Regions from separate parts of the Homo sapiens genome. Here all the other regions are linked to region 2. The links are chromatin contacts, found by Hi-C or POLR2A ChIA-PET in ENCODE. All regions are on one chromosome and are shown on one strand. Each heading gives the region's core, a stretch centred on a gene start or an enhancer-like site at or near the end of the contact. The rest is flanking DNA. Distances are from core to core; before and after follow the strand shown.

What was found. A loop is a pair of places that touch in the nucleus more often than their neighbours do. ChIA-PET counts read pairs that join two places held with the same protein, here RNA polymerase II (POLR2A). Pooled maps may share reads with other maps.
Region 1: a map of B cell shows a loop between it and region 2 (6-fold over the local background). The contact joins the promoter of COX5A here to the promoter of MAN2C1 in region 2. A Hi-C loop is called at or near these places in 1 of 168 maps with a recorded cell type or tissue (B cell), 1 of 37 single-sample maps with no recorded cell type and 10 of 50 pooled maps. POLR2A ChIA-PET finds 5 or more read pairs at or near these places in 2 of 52 experiments (WTC11 and activated B cell).
Region 3: a loop to region 2 is called in a pooled map, with 5 times the contacts of the local background. The contact joins the promoter of RPP25 here to the promoter of MAN2C1 in region 2. A Hi-C loop is called at or near these places in 3 of 50 pooled maps. POLR2A ChIA-PET finds 5 or more read pairs at or near these places in 2 of 52 experiments (Panc1 and WTC11).
Region 4: a loop to region 2 is called in a map with no recorded cell type, with 12 times the contacts of the local background. The contact joins the promoter of SCAMP2 here to the promoter of MAN2C1 in region 2. A Hi-C loop is called at or near these places in 3 of 37 single-sample maps with no recorded cell type and 8 of 50 pooled maps. POLR2A ChIA-PET finds 5 or more read pairs at or near these places in 1 of 52 experiments (PC-9).

What each region holds. Positions count from the first base shown.
Region 1 is chr15:74,936,274-74,939,480 of GRCh38, reverse strand. It overlaps COX5A (cytochrome c oxidase subunit 5A), which reads left to right and starts at 1,408. Exons shown (of 5, transcript NM_004255.4): 1 at 1,408-1,566. The coding sequence starts at 1,467. RefSeq lists a silencer at 1,155-1,714.
Region 2 is chr15:75,367,014-75,369,998 of GRCh38, reverse strand. It overlaps MAN2C1 (mannosidase alpha class 2C member 1), which reads left to right and starts at 1,392. Exons shown (of 26, transcript NM_006715.4): 1 at 1,392-1,516; 2 at 1,801-1,926; 3 at 2,365-2,488. The coding sequence starts at 1,416. SIN3A (SIN3 transcription regulator family member A) reads left to right here. Exons shown (of 21, transcript NM_001145358.2): 21 at 1-620. RefSeq lists enhancers at 1,217-1,511, 1,196-1,515, 1,087-1,619 and a silencer at 1,646-1,725.
Region 3 is chr15:74,955,277-74,958,555 of GRCh38, reverse strand. It overlaps RPP25 (ribonuclease P/MRP subunit p25), which reads left to right and starts at 1,784. Exons shown (of 1, transcript NM_017793.3): 1 at 1,784-3,279. The coding sequence starts at 1,973. The coding sequence ends at 2,572. RefSeq lists enhancers at 1-172, 1,167-2,100, 2,101-3,034, 3,035-3,279 and a silencer at 1,492-2,141.
Region 4 is chr15:74,871,829-74,874,844 of GRCh38, reverse strand. It overlaps SCAMP2 (secretory carrier membrane protein 2), which reads left to right and starts at 1,480. Exons shown (of 9, transcript NM_005697.5): 1 at 1,480-1,646. The coding sequence starts at 1,590.

The DNA of each region.
Region 1 (3,207 bases), core at 159-2,658, 430 kb after region 2:
GTGTGCCCAGGGATAGAGAATGGGAGACAGCAAGACAGAATACAATGTCTCATTAACTCTGGGCAGCATCCAGATACTTCAGGCCTGGGAGAGGTGTCCTTGACTGCCCAGGGGCTCAAAGTTAGGATGTAGCTAGTGAGATAAGATGCAACAACTGTGGAACTTGATCAACCCTATTTCAGAGCCATCGTGGATTCAGGAGCCCTCCTGTAGGAGATGGGAAACATTCAGGTGAGAGTCCTCAGAACTGGGGATGTGGCGAAAAGATCCTTGACTGCCAGCAGCAACCTAATTTCTGAGCCTCTTTCCTAATCTGTGAAATGAAGTAGTTTAACTCATTTTTTATGCAAGCTGGTTTGTGATATAAGAATATGTACTAATAAAATCCCTTACGCATAGGCCTTTTTTTTTTTTGAGATGGAGTTTTGATCTTGTTGCCCAGGCTGGAGTGCAATGGTGCGATCTCAACTCACTGCAACCTCTGCCTCCTGGGTTCCAGCAATTCTCCTGCCTCAGCCTCCCAAATAGCTGGGATTACAGGCATGCGCCACCACACCTGGCTAATTTTGCATTTTTAGTAGAGACAGGGGTTTCTCCATGTTGGTCAGGCTGGTCTCGAACTCCCGACCTCAGGTGATCCGCCCGCCTTGGGCTCCCAAAGTGCTAGGATTACAGGCGTGAGCAACCGCGTCCAGCGGCATTCTTTCCCCCATTCGCTGTTTTATTTTATGCCACAATGAGAAGGCGGGGCTAAGCAAAGTAGGTTTTTGTTTTGTTTGGTTTTTTTGAGACGGAGTTTCGCTCTTGTTGCCCAGGCTGGAGTGCAATGGCACCATCTCGGCTCACCGCAACCTCCTCCTCCTGGGTTCAAGCGATTCTCCTGCCTCAGCCTCCCGAGTAGCTGGGATTGCGGGCATGCGTTGCGCCACCACGCCTGGCTAATTTTGTATTTTTAGTAGAGACGGGGGTTCCTCCATGTTGCCCAGGCTGGTCTTGAACTCCCGACCGCAGGTGATCCGCCCGCCTCGGCCTCCCAAAAGTGCTGGGATTACAGGCATGAGCCACAGCGCCCGGGCGCAAAGTACGTATTTTTTATTATAGTTTGTTGTTATTGCTGTCATTCCTATTTTGAGGTGATTAAGTGCCCTCCTGGGCCTGACTCGAACAAGATCACGGTCGGTTGCTCCTCCCTCGCCTCCATTCCTACTTACAGGATGGCAGCTGCACGTCACCTGACCAGAGACAAGGCGGGACGCGAGGCTAACAGTTTGTCCTCAGCGCGCCGCCGTAGCCCCCGCCGCCGCCGGCCGCGCGGTGGCTCCTCCCGCCCACGCGCCAGAGTCGCAGTGGGCGGGCCTACGTGCTCCGCCCGCTGTGAGCCTGTCCGGCCCCCGCCCGCTCCGGAGCAACCCGCGAGCTTACACCGGCTTCTCTCTGTCCTCAGCCCGCGCGCCGCCATCGCCGTCATGCTGGGCGCCGCTCTCCGCCGCTGCGCTGTGGCCGCAACCACCCGGGCCGACCCTCGAGGCCTCCTGCACTCCGCCCGGACCCCCGGCCCCGCCGTGGGTAAGGCCCCTGCTTGCCACTGCCCGCGCCCTCGTGTCCTTGCGGTGACCTGGGTCCCCGCTGCCACTCCGGGGCGGGCTCTCCCCGGCCTAGCCCTTGCCCTACCCTGGTTACTGAACCCGGTGACCGCGGGCCGCCCTGCCCGCCGCCTCGAGTAGTGGAGGACCTGAAAGCGCGCCCCCGGGGCCTCCCCCCGCGCAACTTCCTGGCTGTGCCACCGCGGACAGGTCAGATGTGGACCTGCTGTGGGCGCCGAGGAGGGGACGCAGCGCTCCCCTTCGGTTCCCGGGCCATGACCCTGCCCCAGCGCCGACCCTGCGGCCACCTGACCGAGAGTGGCCGCCGCCGGCCTGCAGCGCCTCGGCGAAGGTGACATTGAGCCTCCGGGCACGCCGCTTGGGGTCCGAGGACACAATATACTTCCGTATGGGACACACGATTATACTTTTCAATCAGGCATTTCTCGGTTAGCGATTAGTGTGTCACCTTCACAGCCTTTTCCATCATTTTTAGGGTCTGCTGTGCCACGTTCTAATTCTTCCACGTTTAAAATAGATGGAAGTGTGTGGTTGTTTCCTGATCTCCGGAAGATAGCCAGAGTTTTGATAGGGCTTATGATAAAAATATCACTCTTTTGAAAACTGAATGTCACAGACACAGGAATACTGGGTTTTACAAGCATAGGAACGCTTCGTGTTTTTTCCCCTTTGTAATAGAAGCCTGATTGCTGGAGTATGAGACGTGCTTCTGATTTTTGTCTATTTTCCTTCCCTTTATATGTGTGCTGGGAGGTTTTGAGTCCACCACCATAGAATAATTACAGTAATTGCACTTCGATCTTGGTCCGTGAAATTTAGCTTCTATGCATGCATATTATATTTTATTTTTGAACCTGCATCACTGGCAACTATGCATGCGTATTTAAACATAAGAACTCAGAAACTCGTTTCAGGGTATGCTGAAGTTAAAAATTAAAAAAAGAACTCAGCCGGGCGCGGTGGCTCATGCCTGTAATCCCAGCACTTTGGTAGGCCGAGGCGGGCGGATCACCTGAGGTCAGGAGTTCAAGACCAGCCTGGCCAACATGGTGAAACCCTGTCTGTACTAAAAATACAAAAAATTTAGCTGGGTGTGGTGGTGGGCGCCTGTAATCCCAGCTACTCGGGAGGCTGAAGCACAAGAATCGCTTGAACCTGAGAGGCGGAGGTTGCAGTGAGCCGAAATCGCGCCATTGCACTCCAGCCTGGCCGACAGAGCGAGACTCCGTCTCAAAAAAAAAAAAAAAAAAAAAAGAATATGTTTTGCTTCATTCATTTTAGACTTTTATCATTTGTCGTAGAACCATAAGGCTGGAGGGTACTTTATTTTTGTTTATTTATTTATTTTTAAATTAGAGACGGAGTGTCCCTATGTTGCCCAGGCTGGGCTTGAACTCCTGGGCTCAGGTGATCCTCCCACCTCAGCCTCCCAAAGTTTGGGATTATAGGCATGAGCCACTGCAGCCAACCTAGAGTGTACTTTAGAGATCGTGGAAGCCATTTTATTTTATAGAAAAGGAAACCAAAGTCCATCTTGGGAAACTGACTCCTTGTTTTTTTTTGTTTGTTTGTTTGTTTTTGTTTTGTTTTGTTTTGTTTTGTT
Region 2 (2,985 bases), core at 143-2,642:
AGATTACAGGTGTGAGCCACCCTGGCCTGATTTTAGGCTTTTTTTGTACTGGGGAGAAGAGACTGTGAGCCAAAGTGTAGGGTGCCAAAAAGAGCTTTGTGGGATGAGATTTTAGGGCAAAGCTGGGGCAGTGTCTGACTTGGCGGTGGTCATGTGTACTGATTTAGGGGAAAGATCTTGAGGTTTTCTCAAATAATTCACCTATCCCCGTGTTCCCTCAAGAAAGGTCATGTTGACCTGGAACCATAGGGGAAATTGGTGGGGTGTGATCAGGGTCAGCCCCAGCTGTTGCTGCCCCTGCAGTGTTTTGTCCAGAGCACTTGCCTGCAGGTCAGGATAGGATTTCAAGGCCAGTTCAGGAGAAAGTCCCAACCCACCAGTGCAACCAACAAAAGAGTAAGTTTTACCTACAGCCTGGGTTTTCACAAGTAGCATTTTTATTCCTCCTGCTGTCTGACATCTGAGCTCCAAGCTCTAAACCCAACCTGTATTATATGCAGCAGCAGGTTATCTTTGTTTTAAATCACATTTGTTATTCTGTACTTAGTCACCTTTCCGTGTGATCTGCATTTGAAATGTTGTAAACTTGGTCAGTATTTCCATTAAAATATCAGGGCTAATCTTGTGTATTTTTTTTTGTTCCTAATGATTTTATAGACAAAGACTCTTGGCAACCCCAGGAGAAAAAAAATAAAGCTGTCAGTGGAGTACTAGGGATGAGAATGAAACTGGAGGTCTGTTTCTGGTATTATGGCTTCCCGGGACTCTACAGTCCTGTATGGTGAAATACATTTTTCCATTGGGATCGTCAATGCCATGACTGTTCTGCCACCTCAAACTCCAGAGTTTCTGGTGATGTGCAAGAGTTAGCAATATACATTCAGTAAAGCGTGTAATCGAGTAAGTCGTAGTAACTTGGGCGTAAAGCTCTACCACCCTGCTCACTAACACCCTGATCTCCGTCCGGTATGAAAACACCTATTCCGGGTAGTCTGGCTCCACGTTAAGCAAACACCACTTTCCGTGTTCACCGACAGCTAGAGCCAGAGGTCTCCCGGTTGCTGCTTCTGAGGCTGGGTCTGCAGCAGCTGAGGCTCCCGCCTGTCTTGCCGAATGGCCTAAGTCTCTGTCTTGAGACTTTCGAGAGTTCTAATCGTCAAATTTCCCATTTTATTTTGAGATTTTCCCTGCGGCCCACTATTTCGGACAACATAGGAGAGCCTCAAAAACAGTTTCTAGCTTCCAACTCGGCTCAAAGTTCAGACAGCAGCTGGGCTTCCGAGAGCCGCCGGTGTTCCAAGAAAAGCTGCCCGGGACTGGGAGGCGCCCTCTGGACGCCGGAACCTTTGGTTTCCTGCCGTGGAGCGGAACGGTAGCGCCAGGGGCCTTCCGGAAAGAGGAGCGAGAGCCCGGCGATGGCGGCTGCGCCGGCCTTGAAGCACTGGCGCACCACGCTGGAGCGGGTGGAGAAGTTCGTGTCGCCGCTCTACTTTACCGACTGTAACCTCCGCGGCAGGTGTGGCCCCTGGTCCCCCGCAGCCGGCCGACCGCAACCGTGCGCCTCAAGCTTTCCTTCCGGGGAGAAACCTAAGCTGCAGCCACCCGGGCCGCGGGACAAAGTGCCCGCCGCGGGCAGGGCAGGGGCCGGGGAGGAGGGGGTAGGGAATGGACTGTGCCGCGGAGCGGCCAGGCAGCCCTCTTGGCGGAGGATCCAGGGAAAGTGCGGCCCCACCGGCCAGCTGGCCCCCAGGCGGAAACGGGGCGGCCTCCAGCATGTGCCCACCGGCCCGTCCCACGCAGGCTTTTTGGGGCCAGCTGCCCTGTGGCTGTGCTCTCCAGCTTCCTGACGCCGGAGAGACTTCCCTACCAGGAGGCAGTCCAGCGGGACTTCCGCCCCGCGCAGGTCGGCGACAGCTTCGGACCCACGTAGGTAACGCCCAGCGGGTGGGCGGGGCCACAGGCCTAGGGGAAGTCCCAACCCAGCTCCCAGCCACACCTTCGTTGTCTGCCCTCTGCCGTAGACAACTACGTGGGATCGAGCAGCACCCTCTGCTGGGAGCAGCACCCTCTGCTGGGAACAGCTCTCTGGTCCCTGGGTCTTCAGGGGATGGTTTTCATTCCCACGTGGCCGCCTCTGGACATCCCTTAGGAAGGGCACCCTAGGGATCACGAACCTTTGACGCCTCTGCCTGTTTCCCTCATCTTGCTTCTCACCTTGTTGCTCCTTTCTTGTGACTCAAAGCTGAGTACCTTGTGACACTGCAGATGCTTGGAGAGTTTCAAGCCCCTGCCGACACTTTATCCAAGGAAGGATATCAGGATAGGACTTCTACCTCTAGGCCTATCACAACAGCTCTCTTGCAGATGGTGGACCTGCTGGTTCCGGGTGGAGCTGACCATCCCAGAGGCATGGGTGGGCCAGGAAGTTCACCTTTGCTGGGAAAGTGATGGAGAAGGTCTGGTGTGGCGTGATGGAGAACCTGTCCAGGTGAGGAACCCTGTCCTAGGGCCAGGTATGGCCACATTTCAGCCCTGAAATGACTACAGCCCTTCTTCTGTGGACTCTGGAGAAGCCACAGCTGAGTTGCTCTGCCCACAGGGTGGTATCAGGATTTCAGGACTAGGGAAGTTGCCACTTGGGCATCTGTGCAATTGGTCCTTAGTTTTTATTGTGTATAATACAAACTTATAGGAAAACATTTCAAACAGTTCTAGATAAAGTAATGGATCTCTCCTTATCACCCATCCCATTCCCCAGCTATAACCACTGTTAAGTGTCTTATTCATGCTCCACCCTTATCAGGTTTAGTCCTTATACTCCTATCTAGTAGGTCTTTATACCCATTTACAAATTAAGAAACAGATGTGTAGTTGACTCACTCAGGTTCACACAGCTTCTATTTCAAATTGGACTGACTCTCAATCTGGGGTTAAGACTGTTCTTCCTGGCTACAAGAAGGCAGAGACCATCCCTTCCTCCCTTCA
Region 3 (3,279 bases), core at 535-3,034, 410 kb after region 2:
CAGCATCTGGCAGCCCCATCTCCAACTGAGGCCCAGCAATCCAAGGCACTGTCATGCCCCCAGCACTTTCCCGGTGGCCCGCCCGCCCCAGCTCTCTGTGTCCCTCCCCGCCACGCCCCGTCACAGTCCCCTGGCTAGGACCAGATCTGCCGCCCTCTCTCAGTCCTGACTGCGTAGGGCGGGTGGAAGGAGGACGGGGGAATCCCGAGAGCAGTTTTAGGGAGGGTCGGGCCCCTTCTCAGACCCCCTCCCTTCCATCAGTAGTCCTGACAGCCCCCAATCTCATCTTTCTCTAATGCTTCTCTCACCCGGCAGGAGACCCCGGGCCTCTCTTTCGGTCCCGTGGAGTTTCCGCCGGAGAGGCATCCAGTAGTTCCATAATGCCCCCAGGGCTTCAACTCCCCATCTTCCTCCCTTCTTTCTCTCTTTTATTTTTTTTTAAGTCTTTTTAATTTTTGTGGGTATACAATAGGTGTCTATATTTAGAGGGTACATGAGACGTTTTGATACAGGCATGCAATGCATAATAATCACATCCTGGAGAATGGGGTATCCCTCCCTTCTCTTTTGTATTTTATTTAATTAATTAATTTATTCATTTTTCGAGACAGAGCTTTGCTCTGTCGCCCCGGCTGGAGTGCAGTGGCATGATCTCGGCTCACTGCAGCCTTCAGCTCCCGGGTTCAAGCGCTTGTCCTGCCTCAGCCTCCCGAGCAGCTAGGATTACAGGAGCGTGCCACAACGCCGAGCTGATTTTTGTACGTTTAATGGAGACGGGGTTTCACCATGTTGACCAGGCTGGTCTCGAACTCCTGACGTCAAGTAATCCGCCCACCTCTGCCTCCCAAAGTGCTGGGATTAAAAGCGTGAGACACCGCGCCCGGCCCCTCCCTTCTCTTTTTTAAAACCTGCGTTCACCTAGCCTCCTTTCGAAAAGGACCCCACTGGATCTCAAGGGGCCAATGTTGCCTGAGCGAATTCCGCCTGGGAGGAAGGGGGCGGCCACGTTGGCAAGGCATCGTGCCTGGCTCACCCTAAAGCGCGCAGCTCTAAGGGTGGGCTCTAGGGCCTGGGTGGAGCGAGCCTACCGCCTTTTCAGAAGAGGTCACGCCCGCTTCCCCACGCGCCTCGGGGAACAGCCTGGCCCAAAGCCTCACTCCTCACGTCCCAGGGGTGGACGGGGGTCCGGGAGCCTCGAGCTCCGGGCAGGCGTGGCGAGGCTGAAGTCTGGGTCTTCCGCGCCCCGCGAGGACCACGCCGCGACGTAATCGCCCGCGGGGAGGCGCGGAGTGGAGCCGCAGCCAGCTCCTCCCGCACTCTGCTGACCGCGCACTAGCTGTCCTTGAGGCAAGAATACTTGGGAGCGGAAAAAAGGTGGGGGTGTTCCCCGGGGCGGGGGAGGAGGGGCAAGGCCCCAGCAAGCCTCTTGGAAATCTCTCCCTGGGAGGGGACGAGGGGCGGCCTTCAGTTGCAAATGGGAAGGGCTCGGATACCGGATTTGAAGCAGTGTTTGCACGGCAAGCGCAGCTTTTATTTAGACTGCCGGTTTGTGAGGGTTGGCTCTCAGAGCGCTGATGGCGATTATAGTGGAACTTCACCTTCACCTGCTCATGCGCCCCGCAGCGCGCCCGCTCCCACGCCCGCGTAGCTGAGGACCCAGACTCGCCAGGAAAGGCTAGTGAGGCTGGGGCCCGGGCGGGCCCGGCCGGGCCGGGTCAGGGGAGGGGCCTGGCGGCAGGGGCGGGGCCTCAGCTAAAGGCGCGGAGCACCCGGCGCCGAGAGCGCTGAGTAGAGCGGCGCCCGCTCGAGAGAAGTGGGGCCGAGATCGCGCCGTCCCAGCCCGCCCGCCGGCGTCTGCGCTGCTCCGGCGCCCTTACCCCTGCTGGCCCTTGCAAGGCGCGACCGGCGGCCATGCAGCCCCGGGGCTGAGGCCGCCCCATGGCAAAGCCGGCGGTCCCGGCGACGACGGCGCATGGAGAACTTCCGTAAGGTGCGCTCCGAAGAGGCGCCAGCGGGGTGCGGGGCCGAGGGAGGCGGCCCGGGCTCCGGCCCCTTCGCAGACCTGGCGCCGGGCGCGGTGCACATGCGGGTCAAGGAAGGCAGCAAGATCCGGAACCTGATGGCCTTCGCCACCGCCAGCATGGCGCAGCCAGCCACGCGCGCCATCGTCTTCAGCGGCTGCGGCCGGGCCACCACCAAAACCGTCACGTGCGCCGAGATCCTCAAGCGCCGCCTGGCGGGCCTGCACCAGGTCACGCGGCTGCGCTACCGGAGCGTACGCGAGGTGTGGCAGAGCCTCCCGCCTGGGCCCACGCAGGGTCAGACGCCTGGCGAGCCGGCCGCTAGTCTCAGCGTACTTAAGAACGTGCCCGGCCTCGCCATCCTACTTTCCAAGGACGCGCTGGATCCGCGACAGCCCGGCTACCAGCCCCCGAATCCCCATCCTGGTCCCTCGTCCCCGCCAGCCGCGCCAGCGTCCAAGAGGAGCCTAGGGGAACCCGCAGCTGGAGAAGGCTCCGCGAAGCGATCGCAACCCGAGCCAGGGGTTGCGGACGAGGATCAGACGGCCTGAAACTCCGGACTGTGGGCCACCTAGTCCGGCAGGATCTTCCGCCAGCGCCTCCACCTTCAGATGTACCTCCAGCCTTTCACTCCTCGGTCCTCCGGAGCCCACAACCTGGACACAGCTCCTCAAGACAGGTAGCATGGACCTTAAGGCGACAAGAGAGGGGCCCCAGGAGTGGCAGGAGAGGATCCCCGACCACCCTAGGGAAACTTCGTGCGATAATTGCTGCTTATGCCCGTGTTGCGTGAAGACACGGAACTTCACCTTTTCTGGGACCTTCTTTGGGGGAGAATGGTGGACAGTGGGATTCTGGAAACTTGTTTGGGACCCCCAAGGGTTAAAGCCACCCAGCATTCACGAAGAGCACCTGAAGTATGGAAGCTGAGAAGAGTTATTGGAATCACCCCCACCGTTGACAGAGGAAGGCAGGGGGTGAGAATTAACTGCTTGAGGGTAGGAGAGTCTGAGATGTGGGGGCCCTATTCCGCTCCCCGCCCTGGGACAGTTTTCCTTTCTAGTTTTCTTTCCCCTGCTTCAGAGGAGCATCTCTGAGGGTTCTAGCTCTTTTAACACCCCTTTTCCCCCTGCTGGCCCAGAGGGAGACCCAGGACTGAACTCTCCAGGCCTCCTCCCCTGAGCCCTGCAGCTGGCTGGAGTCTTGCTTCCAATAAAACAAGCACAAAAATGGCTGTGTCCCCCATTTTTTTTCTAAC
Region 4 (3,016 bases), core at 231-2,730, 500 kb after region 2:
GCTGGAGTGTAGTGGTGCAAAGATGGCTCACTGCAGCTTTGACCTCCTGAGCTCAAACAGTCCTCCTGCCTCAGCCTCCCAAGTAGCTGGGAGTACAGGCACAGGCCACCATGCCTAGCTAATTACGTGTGTGTGTGAGATATGTATATGTATATATATATATATATATATATATATATATATTTTTTTTTTTTTTTTTTTTTTTTTGTAGAGCCAGGGTCCTGGTATGTTGCCTAGGCTGGTCTCGAACTCCTGGCTTCAAGTGATCCTCCTACCTCTGCCTCCCAAAGTACTGGGATTACAGGCATAAGCCACGCACCCAGCCCTTTATGGAAATTAATTGAAAAATTTTAACAAAGTTCTGTGATAATTTTGCCCCCTTTAAACATATCTTTGATTACAACATGAAGAACAATAGACCAATTAACAGCACTGTATTAGTTCAGGGTAAAAATGACAGTGGCTGGGATTCGGTGACAGCAGAGATGAATAATACCAGACAGATCCAAATAAATAAGGTGGATTTGGCCAGACAGTGGTTCATGAGTATAATCCTAGCATTTTAGGAAGCCAAGGCGGGAGGATCACTTCAGCCCAGGTGTTTGAGACGAGCCTGGGCAATATAGTGAGATCCCCATCTCTACAAAAAATCCATAAATTAGCTGGGTATGGTGGTGACCAGCTGTAGTCCCAGCTACTCAGGAGGCTGAGGTGGGAGGATTGCTTGAGCCCAGGAGCTCGAGGCTGCAGTGAGCCATGATTGCACCACTGCACTCCAGCCTGGGCGACAGTGAGACCCTGTGGGGGGCGGGGGCGGGGGAAAGCGGAGCTGTGGAGAGTGAAGCAGCCACCTCCCCCATGATTGAGGCTGTGTTGCTGAATTCCGTGAGTCACTTCATAAATGTTTGATGTCCAGGTTCAAGTCCCAACTCAGGTCCCAAAGCTGATGGGCCCAGGAACCCTCGTCCCTAAAACGATGAAACGACATCAGAGGGCGAGCAGCCCTAGAAGAAGCAGGCTCAGCTCGGGTGGAGGACTGCTGGATGGTCCTGGCACTTCTCTTTCCCCGAGCACGTTCTGCAGAAGAAGCGCTTTCCTAGTTCTCCCAAGGCCTCTGGCCTCACCTGTCACCCCTGTCCTTTGCCCAGGGATCAGTTTGGACTTCTTCCCAAACTTGGTCTACAGAGAAGTGAAGGGGCTGTTTCCTGTCCCACTTTTGAGAGTTTGCTTTAGAAACATAAAATTGGAAGGTGTCAGATTGATAGGCAGTTGGGAAGGACTCCGGCCACGCCTCTGGCTCCGTAGACGCTCCGCGCAGCCAAGACCCCTGAATCCCCAGCAGAGCGAAGATGTGGACGGAAGCCGAATGCCCACCCACCGCACTATTGTGGGCTGGGCGGGGGGGGGGGGGGGGGGGGCGGAGCGACCCCGGTGCCGTCATAGGGCCACGCCCTCGGGGGAGGGCATCGCGCCTGCGCCAGAACCGCTGCCTCGCTCCCGGAAGTGGAGGGTCTACACGAAGCGCCGCTGGGTCTGGGTGCCCGGAGGCAGCAGCGTTCGCGGAGTTCGCCCGCTGGCCCCCGATCACCATGTCGGCTTTCGACACCAACCCCTTCGCGGACCCAGTGGATGTAAACCCCTTCCAGGTAGAGCCCCTCTCCCGCCATCCAGCTCTCAGATTTCCCTAGGGCCCACGGCCGCCGCCCGGGCCTCTCGCTAGAGCCGGGAGACGTGGCGTAGGAGGGACGGGTCATCTGCCCAATGGGAGAGCGGGCTTTGAGGTCTGGCCTATCGTAACGCGTGAGGGGCGCGACTAGCAGCAGGTGGAACTGCAGAGGAGGCGGGGCGCTGAAGTGTTGGAGACAGTGGGGTCTTCTAGCACCCGGAGGCTGGGCTGTGCTAGGGAAGGGGACTGGAGCAGGTACGGTCGGACCCTTCCGGAAGTCTCCTAGCGTCAGGGAGAAGCGAAATGTGGCTATCGCATTCCCTCATTCTTGGATAGACACCTGTCTTGAGTCACTTTAGAAGAGGGGGTGACAGCAACATATGAGGAGGTGGTGAAGCCTCTGGTGGAGGGGAAAAATGTGGGAAAAGCCCAGGACACCTGCCACCGCTCCACCACCAGCCAAACTAGTGTATAAAGTACAGGAGAGCCCCTGAGATTTGTCAGGGAAAGAAAGATGGGAGAGGGCGGGAAGGTAGCCCAAGTTGAAAAATGGCCTTGATAAGAATTCCACATTTTGGCCATGGGTCTAGTTTGGAGTGGGTTTTGACCAGATAGGAGAGCCCGGGTTAGGGAGAGAGGAGAGGTGCGGGGGACTGTGAAAAATTCTGGACCCACAGGGAACGTTTGTCTGATGGAACTGTGTGTGGTGGCAACATAGTTGAGATGCACTGACGTGTGAGCTGGCCTGACTTTTTTTTTTTTTTTTGAGACGGAGTCTCGCTTTGTCGCCCAGGCTGGAGTGCATTGGCACGATTTCCGCTCACTGCAACCTCTGCCTCCCGAGTTCAAGCAATTCTCCTGCTTCAGCCTCCTGAGTAGCTGGGACTACAGGCGTATGCCACCACACCCAGCTAATTTTCATACTTTTAGTAGAGACGGGGTTTCACCGTGTTGGCCAGGCTGGTCTCAAACTCCTGACCTCAGGTGATCCATCCGCCTCGGCCTTCCAAAGTGCTGGGATTACAGGTGTGAGCCACCACGCCTGGCCTGACCTTTTGAACAGCAATCAAGGAAGAAACAATCTTCCTGCTTTCTTTCTTTTCCTTTTTTTTTGTTTTGTTTTGTTTTGTTTTTTGAGACAATTCTTGCTCTGTCGCCCAGGCTGGAGTGCAGTAGCGCGATCTCGGCTCACTGCAGCCTCAGCCTCCTGGGTTCAAGTGATTCTCGTGCTTCAGCCTCCCGAGAAACTGGGATTACAGGTGTGCACCACCACACCCGGCTAATTTTTGTATTTTTAGTAGAGACGGGGTTTCACCTTATTGGCCAGACTGGTCTCAAACTCCTGGCCTG